Regions from separate parts of the Homo sapiens genome. Here region 1 is linked to region 2. Evidence: read pairs that join two places in POLR2A ChIA-PET (ENCODE). Cell type or tissue: PC-9. All regions are shown on one strand.

Region 1 (8,000 bases), 370 kb after region 2:
CTCCTTCCTGCCCCGCACTGAGCCAAGGCTTCCCCAGCAGGCCTCCCAGTGGCTAGCATTTTATGCTCTACATTCCCAGCCATTAGGGTAAGAGGGAGCTTTAGCATGCTGCCCACCCACCACAATCACAGGCAGGCCACCAGACTTCCACCTCCACATATACACCCTGACCCTTTGATGTCCTTGCCATCTGACTATACTGCCCCCACCCCCCGTCTTCTTCCTCATGCATCTGGAGACTCTGGTGCCTGAGGGAAGAAGCCCTATGGTCTCATCATCTTCCAACCAGTGTGCTTTGGGGCTACATCAGAGTGCATCACACGAGGCCTTGATGGAATGAGGCTTCCCCAATGCCAGGGGCCACCTAAGAAAGGCACAGGCAGGGGGCAACTGCAGGGCTTCCTTGCCACCTCTAATCCCACCAAGCCCTACTGTCCTTTAGAGAGACACAGAGAAATGTCTGAAATTACGGTTGTTTCTGAATGACGAGATTGGGGGTTTTTGTGTTCTCATGTTTGTATTTCTCTAATTGCTGGAACATTTTTATAAAATGACAACATTTTTATATTGTACTTTTAGGAAGACAGTAATGTTATAACACTCAAAATGTTAAAATTGCTATTTTGTGGATGGTTGTAGTTTTGATAAAATTGTAGGTGTGTTACTATTTTCTTCTCCATTCTTTTCATGCATTGTTGACATTTTCTGCAATGAATACGTATTAGTTCTGAATTTATAAAATACCATTTAAAAAATCCTTTAGCTACTGCCCTAACTTTGGGGCTTTTTGAAGGGTTACTGACACTCACATTTCTCTTCCTTCACTTCCCACTGACTCTTCAACCAACTAGAATCTTTTTGGCTACTAAATGCTTTGCTCTAGTTTCTAAATTTGAAGGACACCTTTTGGTTCTTCTTATGAATTTCCTGGCAGCCTTTGACACTGTTGGCTACTACCTTGCTTGGCTTGCTTTCTTCCTTTCTGGCTATGGCTTCTCAGTTTCTTTCTCATATTTCTCCCATCAGTTCCTTTTCAGTTTTGCTCCTCATAGTCTAATCCCTTCTGACTGTATAGATTCTCTTTTGGGAATCCAACCAGCCCCGTAGTAATTGCATGGCTCATCTACAGCCAAGATCCCACTGTGGGGTTTCAGACCTTCAGAACCTATTCCTTCCTGGTAGTCTCCACTCAGGTTTCCTCCAGGCACCTCAGACTCACCATGCTCCAAATTAGTTCCTCCTTGGTCAATAGCAGCACAATAGAAAATGCCCCCACAATCCCTGCCATAAGGAGTGGCCTTAGACCTTCAAACTCATTCTCCTGGTAACTCTTGATTGGGCTGGGAGTGGGCAATTGACCCAAGACAGACCATATAAACTATCTCTCCCAAGACTCTGAACTGAGTCAGTAGTACTGGGGTCAGCAGCTGTAAGATCACACAGACTTAGGGCAAGAATCAGTGCCAGGGTGACCCAAAGCTGTGTGCAAGCTCATGTCACCTATATATGTGTTTTGGGGTGAGGTTGGGAGGAAGAAAGACCCTTTCAGAAGGTGGTCTATAGAGAGAGCAAAGCAGACTAATAGAGACAAGAGTCCCAGGCCTGGCTGTTCTTCCTGTGATGGAGTTCCATGAGGTTTCTATGCTGATTTAAACGAGATCTTTACTTAAGCTAGCAAAGGAATAGAGAGACTTTCTAATCCCAGCAATGAAACAATCCCTGGAAAGGAAACTGTCACCACTCAATCATCCAAGCAGAAACCTGGGCATCATTCTTGACCTTTCTCATCTTTAATGCGCCATATTCAATCAATGACCCAATTAGTCACTTCTGCTTCCTTCATGTCTCTCCAATTGCCCACTAGTCTATGGGCTCACTGCTGTGATTCTAGTTCAGATAACACAGGAGTCACCTAACTGGCCTTTGGACCCCTGCTCCTGTCCCTTCTGATTAATCTGCACACTGTAGCCAAGGTAATTTCTGAAACACTAGTGTTGTCATACCTGTTTCCTGCTTTAAACCCTTCTGTAGCTCCCCATTGCCCACAGAAAATGGTCAAACTTTTTGGCTTGGCTTGCAGACCCTTGAAACCTAGCACTTGCTTTGCTGACTTCCACAGACTAAATGTCTCCCTTTTCTGCCTTGAACTCTACTCTTTTGCCTGTAATTTAATACTAGCAATTACAGGAATGCACAGCCCTTCCCCTTACCTCCCTCTATTCCATCTTCCCTTTGCCTCTCTCCCACCTGGCTCACTCCCGAACTCAGCTGTCCTTTGGGTCTTAGTTTGGAGGTAACCTCCTCCAGGTAGACGTCTCTGCCCTCCCTTATACCCCCAGCACCCTGTGCTTGGTTCACCCAAACAACTTACCACACTGTATTGTAATTCTCTGTTTTTTGTTTGCCTCTCTCACTAGTCTATAAGTATCATGATGGTAGGAACTGTGTACTAAGCATGAGACCTAGCACTTAGCAGATATACACTCAGTATTTGAAGATTAAATGTATAAATTGTACTTACAGCAGGCTTCTCATAATTGGCACTTGAAATAGGGTTTGGTGGAGGCAGAAGCTGATGTGGCTGTTATGAAAAGGAGGAAAAGAAACAGTTCTGAATATGCATTCAATCTGTTCTTCAGAGTGTATTGAGGTGCAAGTGCAATGTTTCTTGAGAAGATGCTTTAAATAATTTGCCATTGTCTGTAACTGTGACTCTTAACTGTAAAGAGTTTCATGACCTGCTGAAGAAATCATCTTCAGAAAGGGAGAAAATGTTCTCAAGAGTTTTAAAAAGAGCACTGAATCAAGGAAGGGCATTCTTTTTGATAAACCCATGTTTAATCACCAACTCTTTCACTTAATAGAGAAAGCTACCTCTTCAGAGCCTCAGTTTCATAATCTGCAAAACGGGGATGATAGTACCCACCTCAAAGCATTGCTCTAGGGCTAGAAGATGGACAATGCCAGTTGCCCATGTTCTTATGAGGCAGATGGTGCCAAAAATTAAAGGAATCTTCTAGATTGCTTATACCAACCAATGATTCCACAGATGAACAAACTGAGGCCAAGATAGAGGAAGCCCTCTGCCCAAGAAGATTTGGCTACTACATGGGAACAGCAGGTCTCCAGCCTCTGGATCTAGTTATTCCTCCGCTCTACTGTGGGAACCTCCTGTTAGCACCCATTAATTTCTAGGATTTCACCAGATACTAAACCGTGCACAGCTGACTGTCCAGAGTTTGGAGAGCTTGGTGCTAGATACCAAGGAGGACTCAGGAAATGCTGATAAATGAATGCATGAGCAGTCCAACAGGGTAACTACTCACGTTGCTGGAAAGCGCAGGGGGTGGAGGGCTGTCGGCAGGAATGGGGATCAGTTCTCCCAGCTTTAAGAAAAACAGTACATTGAAATGAAAGATCAATTACAAACTTCTCCCATTTCAAAACAGAAAAAAATGGCATTTATGGGAGTAGATTATTATTTTTAGAGGGTATTTGAAGGCAGTGTGTTAAAGGAAGTTTAGAAATTACCTGTAATTTTTTCCAGCCATCTCTAACACGAATGAAAAACTCAGTGCTGTCCCTCAGGTAGATGAATGTTCCTTCTATAACCAAATGCGCTTTCTGCAGCATGTCATCCATGTTGCTGAATGCTGTGACCTGTCAGATCATTTAAATTCCAAACACTGCCATTATCATTAGAGGAATGGCACCATCTGATAACCTGGCCTCTCTGTAAAGTCAACTAGGAGCCGTCCCCAGATACTCAATAAAGAGGCTTGTTAATGTGCCAGATAGAGGTATATACCTTCATTAGTAACTAAAGGGCATTCTTCTTGATAAAACAAAAACATGTATACTTTGAAACACAAATCTAACTTATAATAAATGAATTAAAACAAAAATGACAATATTATGTGAGTATAAAGACATTTACAAATTGTCAATGGAGTTATCTTTGTTTTGGTTTGGGTATTAGCAAAAGCACTGGTAAGTTTTACCACTTCTATTTTTTTAAGCTACTTGGTGGCACTAACATGGTTAAATGGTGTTACTTCATGCTGGTCCTTGAAGAGTTTCAAATTTTTCATTTGGAATAAGAAAGGCAAGCAAGTGAGCAACTATACTTAAGGTCTTAAATCTTTTTTGTCTAGCTTGGTAGTTACATTAAATGCATGATAGAAAATGGAGGTCTGTAATTTCTCTGCCTAGAAAAGTGCCAAAGATTAGACAGCCATTTGGCATATCTAGAAGCACATACAGAAGCTACAAAAATCTATTGAATAGCATCAAATCTCAAAGAAATAACGGCCAAGAGAGTTTTTATTTTTCATTGTAACTGAGAAAGATTATAAAATATTAATTTTCACCTAGCCTTGAAGATAATGGCTTTGTGCATCAAAATGACTTAGATATCCCCAAGGGAACCAAATATCAGAATTCCATCATATGTAGGACAGTTCTTTCTTTTGGCAGCCAAATTTTGCAACTAACATCCAGCAAAGATCAAAGAGCATTTTTGGACTCCTGACATCCTTGTGAAGTATTTGTCCATTTTTCTGTGCATTACAGTAATCTTGGAGTGCTATGTCTTGTTCCAACGAACTGCAGGGTAACGAATGTGCCAGAGATGTTCTTTGGCAGAATGGAGAAGACTGAATTATCCAAGTAAATCTGACCAGCACAAGGACCTGTTGTAACATTGTTTATGCTCTTGGGCTTTTGTTGTTTTGTTTTTTCTTTTTTTTCTAGAGATGGGGTATTGCTTTTTCACCCAGGCTGGAGTGCAGTGGCACAGTCATGGTTCACTGGAGCCTCGACTTCCCAGGCTCAAGTGATCCTTAGCTTCTCAAGTAGCTGGGACTACAGATATGCACCACCACACCCAGTTAATTTTTACATTTTTCTGTAGAGGCAGGATCTCACTATGTTGCCCAGGCTAGTCTTGAACTCCTAGACTCAAGTGATTCTCCTGCTTCAGCCTCTCAAAGTGCTGGGATTACAGGAGTGAGCCACCGCACCCGAGCAGGTTTATGCTTTTTGAAATACTATTATTGGTGGCCAGGCGTGGTGGCTCGTGTCTGTACTCCCAGCACTTTGGGAGGCCAAGGTGGGAGAATCACCTTGGTGGCCCATGAGTTCAAGGCCAGCCTGGGCAATGTAACAAAAACCCTGTCTCTACAAAAAAAAAAAAAAAAAAATTAGCCAGGTGTGGTAGTGTGCATCTGTAGTCCCAGCTACTCTGGAGGCTGAGATGAGAGGATTACCTGAGCTCAGGGAGGTTGAGGCTGCAGTGAGCCGTGATCTCACCACTGTACTCCAGTTTGGGTGACAGAGTGAGACCCCGTCCACCCCTCATCCAGCAAAAAAAAAATATATATATATATATATATATAAAAATATATAAGTAATATGATTGGTTCTTGTTATAACTTAGTCAATTAAGGATTCGAATGGTGGAACTTACATATACATGATTTTGTTTTTTCACGTCTTTTTACTTAATAAGTCATCCAAATAGATAACAAATCCCTTCTACTATTTATGGAATTGCACCAAGCCTACTATCATGAAGGCCTGATCCCCAAGGGATGTCAGACACAGGAGATCGTAGGCAGAGTTTTAAGTATATCTATCCCAAATGGAATGATGACTACACACTGATGATAATACTGACCAGGTTTCTGGATCCGGGAAGCCCTGGCTGTCCTGGAGGGCCAGGGGGACCTGGAAGGGCCACAGCTAAGACAAAACAGAAAAGAGAAGTTACACAAAAACCACACTCTGAAAAATGTCTGAGGTATCAGCTGACTCCCGGAGAGAAGTGTGTTCAACCCCATTCACAGCGCCACAAAGCATCCCAACTTCCACCTGTATCTTGGGTGCTGTGCCCCCAGCGTGTGACTTAGGCCACATTGACTGGTTCAGGGAAGAGCTGGGATTCTTGATTGTTACCCTGGATGAAGCCATGGCTAGTGCTTTTCCGTTTCATAAGTGAATCAATTCCTTTTGTGGTTGTTTTATAAAAGCCAGCTTAAGTTGAATATTTTGTCACTTGCATTCAAAAATGTCCTGACTCATATAACTTATTTCACCCAAGAGACAAGCATGTGACACTGAACAGAGGAAGCAGGCTCAGAAAGAGGAAGAGAAGGCTCTAGGGAGTGGGAGGAGACCAGGGTGGTGCAGTGACAGTAGCCCTGGCCTTGGGGCCAGAGACATGGACTCAAGTCCTTAAGTTTGTCCATTCCTAGCTGTGTGATCTCGAGGAAACAGCAAGCTCTCCAAAGCTGTTTCCTCATCTGCAAAATGTAAAATAGGCATTTCTTCTTCCCTGGGCTGCGGTGAGAACTGAGTGCTTTGAAAATTGTACATGTACAGCATTCATCCGGCCAGGAGCTCTTAGCTTTTGAAGAGTCACAGTGCCCTTAAAAATCAGATCAAGGTTAGTGCCCTCTTTCCCAGAGAAATGCACACATAATTCTATAAAAAAATATTACTGGGATGACAAATCCTGGAGGTATATCCTTGAACTCTCTAGGAGTCTATGATTCCTCAACTGAAAAGCCCTTACTTTAGGCAAACATAAAGTAGTATAATTACAACTATTCCTTTGGCTGTTCTTCTACCTCTCTCATCCTCTGCTCACCCTACCCCCGACAACTCCTCCAAATCTGCCAAGCTCTTGGCAGAATTAAGGGTGTTTTTACAAGCCCCAGTAAAATTATACAGTCCTTCAGGTCGTTGCAAGCAAATGTTCAGTTCCAACATAGGACTTGAACACCCACACACAGGTGGCAAATGTCTAGTGGATAGAGGGCCAGTGGACTCGGATTTGGATCCCAGCCATGCCTCCTAATAGAATTTGTGACCTCAAGTAAGTCTCTTCACCTCTGTGAGCTTCAGTGTCTTCATCCGTGAGATGAATTTTATAATAATATCTGTTTTATCTTCCTCCCAGGGTTGCTGTGAAGACTACATGGGATAATGGCCATGAAAGTGTTTTGTAAACTGAATTGCTATACATTATGTGAGAAGCAATCCTTGCTCAATGCAGCAAGGCATCCCGGCAGCCCTAATGTAGTGTTGCTGTGGACAACAGTTTTTCTCCACCTTGCACTCACCCTGTAATATGCCTCCACCTCCTGTAGTCCTACTCCTCCCTCATGGCTGTGTGGGCACCTGTGGTTCCATACACTCGGCACCTTCTTCCTTTGTAGGACCAGTGTCCTCATCTCCTTCTCTTGGGACCTTCCCTTCACCTCTACAACCATTTGGTTCCAGAAAGAGCTACCATGTTCTCATGTGATCCGACCTCCTGGTCATAGGTGATTTGTCCAAGATTGGGTACCTCACCCAAGTCAGGCCCATCAGGACCCTTCTCTAGGACTTCCCCATCCCAGGACTTTTCAAACTAAAATAGTAAAAGAAGTTCAAGATTTCTAGCTGACAGTGGAAGCTGTAAGTTGTCAGTAACCATATTTCCCGCTGTGCAGAGGATGTGGTTTGTGGTGAGGAAGCGTGAAACTGCATGCAGAGAGAAGCCGAGACAAGAGATGGCCAGAGAATCCTTGCAGGGGTTGAGTCCCTGGCTCTGGCTGTTCCTGAGGTCCAGCTGTTTATCTACCTCTCCCACAAGTTGACTGTTCACTCCCTCCTTCACACCCAGTACATTTCCCCTTTGCTTGAGCTACTTTGAGTTACGTTTCTATCACTTGCAGCCAAAAGATCCAAGGCTAAGTCAAAGCCCCAGCCCCAAAGTCACCTCCTGTGTAAAGCTCTCCTTATGCCAAGGACTCTGTAGGTCTCTTTCCAGGTATGCTTCCACCATACCTGGCTCCTGCCAAGCCAAACAACAAAAAAGTATGCCTTCATGCTATTATTGCTGCTATTATTGTCTCCTCCAATGGACATAGTAGAAATAACACAGGCTTTGGAGCTACACTGCTCTGGGTCTGAATCCTGTTGGTGTCACTTATTAGCTGTGTGACCTTGGAAAG
Region 2 (8,000 bases):
GGGTGAAGGGAGGCTGGGTGTGGTTTCAAACACCACCTTCCCTTCCATCTTCTGGGTGCTGAGGCTTTTGGTTTGGGCGAGGGAGGAGGGGAAAGGAAAGAGAAGATGTCTCTTTATTTAACTGGGTAAGGTTGTAGCCTCCGGGGTGGCTCACGGAAAGTCAAACTCATCTTCTGCAGTTTTGATAGGACAGTGGTGGCTTCAACATGACAGGTTGATTAGGGACTTGTGTCCAGGAAGCTCCTTTGGCCATTAGAGGTCCCTTGAAAAGTTTGGCAGCAAGTTTCAACTGAACCCCAGCTAGTGGACTTCTCACAATGTTCCTCTGATATGGATGCCTCATTGTCCTCTACATGAGGGCAGTCAGGGACCTCCACATATGAGGAGGCTGGGGAGACTGTCTCTTTTTCTCATTCAGATTACACAGCCTGAGCAGTGATAAAGAAATGAAATGCTGGCTCTTCTCCTTGCAGGCATCTCCTTTCTTTGTGAATACTTAGAGAAGGAAAACACATAACCTCAAGAGAGTCTAAGAGCAGGAAGAACCCCCTTAGCCTTATGGGAAGGGAATAGCCTGTCTCCACAAATGCAGCACTACCACAAGGCTGATCCTCTCTCAAGCTTCAGGTCTTTTCTTCCTATGGAGTTTGGGTATGGGTGGTGGATCTGGCAGATGATTCCGGAATTAGCACTCTCAGTAAGTCCGTGTTGTTGTGGCTGGGCCTGAACATCCAAAGTGGAGCACCAAGTGCCTTTTGCTCTCTCCATTCAGGGTCTTGGCAGCAGTCCTGGGGCAACAGGAAAATCCCCAGTTGACACACCTGTTACAGGACAGCTGTGGAAAGCCTGCCTTAATAGTCATGTCTATCTCACTCTCTGCCACTGGTACTTATAGCTCTTCATCCATCAAACTATCCAAACAATTTAAAAGTTCATTTATATTTCTTGTCAGTAGCCACTCTCGAGTTAACATGCACCATACATATATTATTTACCAGGTGAGATAGAGCTACTGAGAAATAGGCCCAGGATATAATAAAAAGGAGACATGTTGGAGAGAATCCTCCTCTGGACAGTCCTTTTTATAAAGGTCAGTGGACTATCTTGTACACCCTCCCTTTGCAGGCGGGAACTGATTGTTTTGAGGGCAGCAGTTTTCATGTTTGTGTGTAAGCAACTCAAACAATAATGATTCCTCGGATTAGTTTAAATGTGCCTATTCCTCCTCTGTGACTAATTAAGACTGAATTCCGTGCATACAAGAAGCTGTTTGGCATTTGCTGGTATCTGTGAGACCTGCTGTGTTTGATTAGCCACTATTAGTTCATAGCTGTTGGACACACCAACCGACTTCCAAGATTGCCTCAATTATCAAGACACCTTGTCACCTTTCTGGTGAAGTTTTAACATCTTCACATAATCCCAATAGAGAGTGTGTGTTTTAAACTTGGTCTTATCTGGAAGACTAGTAAAAACATTGGGCACTTCCTCCTTAGGTGGTTAATGAAGTCCCCGGCAATTACAATAGAACAAATTACTTACAAATGGTTCCTATTTTTGTCAGTGCTAAAAATACTTTTTCATTTATATTTTCTTCCAGACTAATGTCCCTTTCCAAGGTGGAGAATTGAAAAAGAAAGGATCTGAATACCAACCTTATTAGACTAACAATGCAACATTTAGGAGGATAAATTAAAAATGCATCTATGAATTATAAATAATGTATAACCTCGCCATATAATATGGTGCATCCACAAAAATGCTGCTTTTTTTTTTTCTTAGGGGGTAACTTTTTTTACTTGTGGATTTGTATTAAAGTCCCAAGTCCTGGCGGTTGGGATCGATGGGTAGAGCTTTTAATTGGAGCTCTCTGGTGATTATCTAGATTGGCACCTGCTGTCAATCAGCTTCTAAAGAAATTACTGAGCCAATGATTAGGCTGATCCTGGAGATGTTAGGCCCCTTGGGGGCAATGTTAAGGCTCCCAACCACAGGGGAACCCTTAAGAACAGTGGAGCTATAATTTTCCAAGTTGCCGGCTTACCTGGCAACATACATGCTCAACTTTCTGGCTGAGTGAACTCAGAAGGATGATATCCCAGCATACATTGGGTCCACATGATTTTATAAGCAAAACAATGCTGCAAGTCCCCTAACAGCTTCCATTAGAGTAAAATGACAATACCCCATGTATGTGTGTGGAGCCCTTCACAGTTGTACATTATATAATTGAATCCCATTAATAAAATAACAATGTTGTGCTGGTCATTTCTGGAGAAAATATACCAAGTTCACAAAAATTTCCCCCCCTTGGTGTACATCATACTTTTTTAGAAACACTTTTTATAGAAATATTTTTTAGACTAACATTTTATAATTACTTAATCTTTTTAATTCAGGACCCACTAACTTAATTCAAGTAGGATTGGGCTAAATTTATTTTTTCCTCATCCTTGAATTGTGGCAAATAATGATAAAAAGTGTTCTATTGGTTAAAAAAATTGCTGCCATTTTCTTATAAAGTTAAATGTATGCCTAACATGTGACCTAACAATTCCACTCAGGTTTTTCCCCAGGGGAATGGAAATATGTGGAAATACACCCAAAGAAGTGTATGCAAACATTCATAGCAGCTTTATTTTTAATAGCTAAAAACTAGAAGTAATCCAAACATCCATCAGTAGGTGAGTGGATAAACAAACTGTGATATAGCCAAACAGTGGAATATTAGTCAGCAGCAAAACGAAATGAACTGCTGATACATGGGAATGAATCTCAAAAACATAATGCTGAGTGAAAGATGGCCAGACACAACAGATTATGTGCTGTATGGTTCTACTTCTGTGATGTTCTAGAACATGCAAAATTAATCTATAGTGACAGAAAGCAGATCGTTGGTTGCCTGGGGATGGAGGTGGGGTTATTGACTGGGCAAGACATTTTGAATATTTTGAGGTGATGGAAATGTTTTGTTTGCGGATTGAGGTGATAATTATACGGGTATATACATTTGTCAAAACTCACAATCTGTACACTTAAAATTTAGGCATTTTATACTATGTAACTTATAACAACAAATTAGATTTTTTAAAAAGTGACACCCTGTTACATATATCTTTATTAATAACAAAATTTCTCTATCTCTTGTATCTCTCTGTGCTTCTCCTGTTTCTGATGTTAATTTGTTTTTTAGCAATACTATTTCCAACATCCAAATGGTATTGGAAATCCCAGCTTGAGTTTGACAGATAACTTATAAAACAAGAAAAAAAAAGATTCAATCTTTCCACTCCAGGTCTAACAGGTCCCCAGATTCCATCTATTCCAACTCCTAAATGTTTATTTTGTCTTTATACTGCTGCCTCGCTCCACCTGCACTGCTTTAATTCAGCGTTCAATTATCTGTTCACTGGTCTTCCCTCCTCTGATTTGGTTTGAACAAGAGGATCCTTCATACTATCTTCCAGGTGCCAGAAAACAAAATGGTACCCAGAAGCCTTATGGCTGAGGGAAGGGCAGGAATGTTGGAGAAGAAGCAAGGCAGAGGGTGGAATTGAATAGGGGCTTTGGGAAAGCTTGATGAAGGTCTCCTATGCTTGCTCTGGGATTCTTAGGCCCAAGATATAGTTGTGAGTAAACTGGATTGTTCTCAATGCCATTGGTATTTCTCTATGTTCATTTCTTCAGTGTGTTAGTAAAGCCTTTTAGAAAGTATTGGCCCATTTCAAGTATGTTCAAGAGAAACAGGGCCATATGTGCTGGTGGCCACAGAAATCAAAAGCAGAGAACTTCAAGGAGGACAGGAGACTTGGAAGGGTAGAACTAAAGCTCAAAGATGCAGCCCAGTCAGCTCCTAGCATCCAACCACCCTTCACAATTTTCTCCCAAGTCACTGCTTTTCTGTCTGACCCAAAGAGGATTCTACCCCGTGTGTATTAAGGGAGTGATTTTCTTTGTGTTTGTATCCTCACATTTTTCTCTGCCAGAGAGTTGGTGATAGTGAATGGTCACCTGGGAGGATAAAGGTGACAATTTTAGGCCAGCTTAGTTCTTTGTAAAAGGTCTCTAAGAGCCTTTCACCTCTCTGAAAGTGCCTTTTATCAAGACTCCAGATAGGATAGCCTCCAGTGAGAGATTTCCCATCGATTACACACTTGTCAGGGGAAGCACAGGGCCAGCTTAGAGATTTCCATCTTAAACTTTCAAAGGAAGCTGCTTGCTAAAGGTTCTGGAGCTGGAGGAGCCACTAAAAATCAAACAAGTAAGCAGAAACCAAGTTTGACTTTTGGCCCTAGGGGTTGGAGAGATGGAGATGAAAGCTGACAGGCTCCTGCGTGACAGGGCCTCTGTGGAGCCCAAGAGGGTGACTCACAAATCTGAGTGGCACTTCCTCTCCGTGAGTCATCCTGTGAGCAAAGCCTGAACACCCCTGCCCAGCCCCTCAGTGTGAACTCTCCTGGCCTGCTGACCCGGATATTTGCAGGCAGGCCCTGCTACCCTCAACACAGGACACATCCTTGAGGGGTACAGCCTCACTCTCAAAGACAACCAAGGCCTCAGCCCAGCAGATACTTGCTATGGCTAAAAAAGCAGGGGACATTTTATCATAGGGGGGCCATGGGGATGAGCTCTGTTCCTAGGTTATCTTGTAGTCCTGGATCTGCTGTTGACAAACTGAGTGAACTTGAACTTCAGTACGTCACTTAGTCTTAGTGTTTGGGGGCCAGAGTTTCCCAAACTATAAAATAAAAAGAGTACATTGTTTTGTGGAAGAGAGGATATGTACACAGCCATGATGTTAGACATTGACAATAATTTGTGGGGAGTGCAGATCAAGCGTAGGTTAATAACACAGAGAGGAAGTGATATTTGAACCGGGTCTTGAAAGAACAAAGAATTTTCCATTCAGGCAAGAGAGAAGAATATTTCATGCTAGGCAATATATTCCTAAAGCACTGAAGGCAGAAGAGGCAGGGGAGAGATAACGAAGCCAGTATGTGGGAGGAGCAGTGGATTCAAGAGCATGAGAGAGGGAGAGAAGCATAGAGGTGTTTTAGATGCAGGATCAGTAGGTGATGTCCACTGTAGGAACGCACTTCCCGCATTCTACAGAGGATGGCCTGCTGGCTCCTGGGTTGGGTGACTGGGCACCTGATGATTTAATTAAATAAAACACCCAAAGCAGAAGGGGGGTGGGAAATGATGAATCGAATTTCTGACCTATTGAAATGGAAGCATCCATGTTCAACCAACTGACGTGTCCATGAGCTGAATAAACCAGTCTCATGCCCAGAGGAGTGCTTGAAGCTAGAAACACAGATCTGGTGTCATCAGCTGACATTGCTCTAGATCGTTTCGAAGTTCTTTTTTAATTCAAAGTCAAAGGATTTGTGATTCTAAATTTTGTAAAAGGAAAAATTCAAAAATAAATCTTTTTTTCTTCTCATTCTAATGAGACACTTAGTATGTTATCCCCTGCTTCTCTTTCAGTAATGTTTATGTGTCACCATAGGGTGTTTGCAGGATTTATGCTACCAAATTTTGTTTTATTGAGTTTCTGTTGGCTATTCATAGTGGTATTTTAGTCAACATAGAATGGCCTCAGCCCAGAGAATTAAACAGTAGACTGACATCAATGAATCCTTAAAAAAGGCTTTGGAAAAGACTCTTAGCTATTCTCATCAATCATCAGTGGCTCCCCATTTTGTGTAGAATAAAGTTCAAGCTCTTCAGTTTGACATTTGTTTCTGATCATTAGCCATGCCATGAGCAGTCCTATGGAGAGGCCCGTGTGGTGAGAAACTGAGGCCTCCAGCCATCAGGCGCATGAGTGAGCATGGATACAGGTTCTGCAGCCTAGTCAAGCCTTAGATGATGCAGCCCTGGCCGACACCTTATCTGCAGCCCCGTGAGAGGCCCAGAGCCAGAAGCACCTAACTAAGCCACTCTTGGATTCCTGACCCTCAGAAACTGTATGATAAATGTTTGTTGTTTTAAATTTCTAAAAGTTTTTGGGTCATTTGTTAAGCTAAGATCAGGAGAAGGAGAAAATTGCTTTTCTGATAATACTGTATGTGGAAAATGGGCCAGGAAAGGCTGAACATGATTTCAGTATTTTGGAGCTCTCTGCAAGGTGCTGAAAGGAGGGGACGGGGGTCTGGTTCCGACTCTTCTGCCTGTTCACTGAGTGGCCTTGAAAACATCATATCTCCTGTTATTTTCTGTTTGGGCCTCCGTTTCCTTATTTTTAAATGGCGATGGGAGTGTTAGTGCCAGTCTCCAGTCTAAAACCTTTACTTATGTGCAATAGTTAATAGTTGGCAAATGTTTTTATATACTGTGGTCAGGATTTGGAGACAACAAAAAATAGTTCTCCAAATTTCAAACTAAGGAAAATAAAATTGGCTTTTGGGAGTCAAACTTCAAAGTTAGTACATATGGCTTAGGACAGAGACACACCAAATTACCTTAAAGCAGTGTTTATGGGGGCTTCTGACAGGCTACAAGCTAAACCAAAAATGTAATTACTTTCTTCTTACCAATGAATGATTGGAAATACCATGAATGCTCATTTTTTAATGCACAAAAAGCTCTTTGGAGACTTTCTGGAACAAAGTAAATACTTAAGAGATGTTATTTATTACTGTATTTATTTATAGCTAAGGGAAACAGAAAATGAATAAGTTGGTCATTGAAAGATATTATGATCTGATATTTATAAAAAAAGGAGCCAGGGTTTATTAAGAACTCTAACTTGGTGTTCTAATAAGAAGTCTAGCTGCTACACACAGTACTGAGCAGCATGGCAAATGTCCAACACCGCACAGAAAACAAAGAGTTGGAATTCCCAAGATGCTTAGGCAGGATGTGTTGTTATCAGTGCATCATCATAGCTGTCATGAATTGGATCTGACTTCCAATTGCTGTTATTCTTTAATTAATTAAAGCACTTTGTAAAATTATATACAGGTCTTATCCTTATAGATACCCTTTGGGGGTAATTGCTGAATTGTTATGATTTGAATACTATGTTGTTCCTCTCTCATTTTGATCACAATATTCTTTATCTGCTGGGAAGTGGAAAGGGGTAGAGTGGGTGATTTTGTGTGATTTTTACTCTATTCAATGAGCCATGGTAAAACTTTTGAAAATTATTGACTTAACGGCCCTGTGGGGCCAGCCTTGACCATTGTGTGATTAAATATATGAACCTAGCTGAAGCAAAAAATGTGCCAATCAGCAGCCTGCCAGCAATGGGAGCCAGTAGGAGTAGGAGAATCATAGGGACTTACACTATTATTGGCCATCTATTGCTCTCCATGGACAAGAGAGCCTTGGTCAACAGCCCTAATGGGAAGGGTATACTGAATGTGAAGATGCACACAAGGGATTGTGTCCAACGGACTTAGAACATCCCTGTTTTCTCGGCAAATTCATCCTTATTGTTGAAGAATGTATCCTCTCAACACTTGACCACTAAACATTAGATCCTTCTGACTAACCCCCTGCTGTGGTCTGAATGTTTGTATTCTCTCAAAATTTATATACTAAAACTCAGTTCTCAGTGTGATAGTATTAAGGGGTGGAGCCTTTGGGAGATGATTAAGTCATATGAGTGGAGAGCCCATGAATGGCGTTTGTGCCCTTACAAGAGGCTAAAGAGACCAGAGTTCTCCACTTCCGCCTTGTGAGGACACAATGAAAACACAGCCAACTAGGAACCACAAAGCAGGTCCTCACCACACTGAATCTGCCAGTGCCCTGTGACTCAATCTTAGACTTCCCAGCCTCCAGAACTGTGAGAAATAAACTTCTGTTTTTTAGAAACCAGCCAGTTTATGGCATTTTGTTATAGCAGCCTCAGTGGACTGACATTCCTCCTTGGCCTGATTCCACATTCATCACATGATATTCTAATTATGACATGACTTTTCATATATGTCCATATGATGTTGGTCACAGAGATGTGAAGTATTTTAATCAATCTGTCCAGATAATGA

Evidence for each region. ChIA-PET counts read pairs that join two places held together with the same protein. Peaks named below come from ENCODE experiments on the same cell type or tissue, not always from the same donor. Only the 100,000 strongest peaks of a DNase experiment are listed, where the experiment ranks them.
Region 1: POLR2A ChIA-PET joins it to region 2 with 12 read pairs; 2 of 35 experiments call an interaction of 5 or more read pairs at or near these places.

The regions. Positions count from the first base shown.
Region 1 is chr9:99,057,631-99,065,630 of GRCh38, reverse strand. It overlaps COL15A1 (collagen type XV alpha 1 chain), which reads right to left. Exons shown (of 42, transcript NM_001855.5): 36 at 5,678-5,742; 37 at 3,532-3,660; 38 at 3,327-3,386; 39 at 2,522-2,581. Among named protein-coding and RNA genes, the nearest start is that of TGFBR1, 43 kb to the left of the region's middle. In PC-9, no CTCF peak of the experiment used is centred here; no DNase peak of the experiment used is centred here; H3K27ac peaks cover 266 bases.
Region 2 is chr9:99,430,141-99,438,140 of GRCh38, reverse strand. The region is part of intron 2 of LOC107987011 (a long non-coding RNA gene); the gene reads left to right. Among named protein-coding and RNA genes, the nearest start is that of NAMA, 59 kb to the right of the region's middle. RefSeq lists enhancers at 4,277-4,356, 4,367-4,486, 3,795-4,994. In PC-9, no CTCF peak of the experiment used is centred here; a DNase peak (open chromatin) is centred at 4,350; H3K27ac peaks cover 1,718 bases.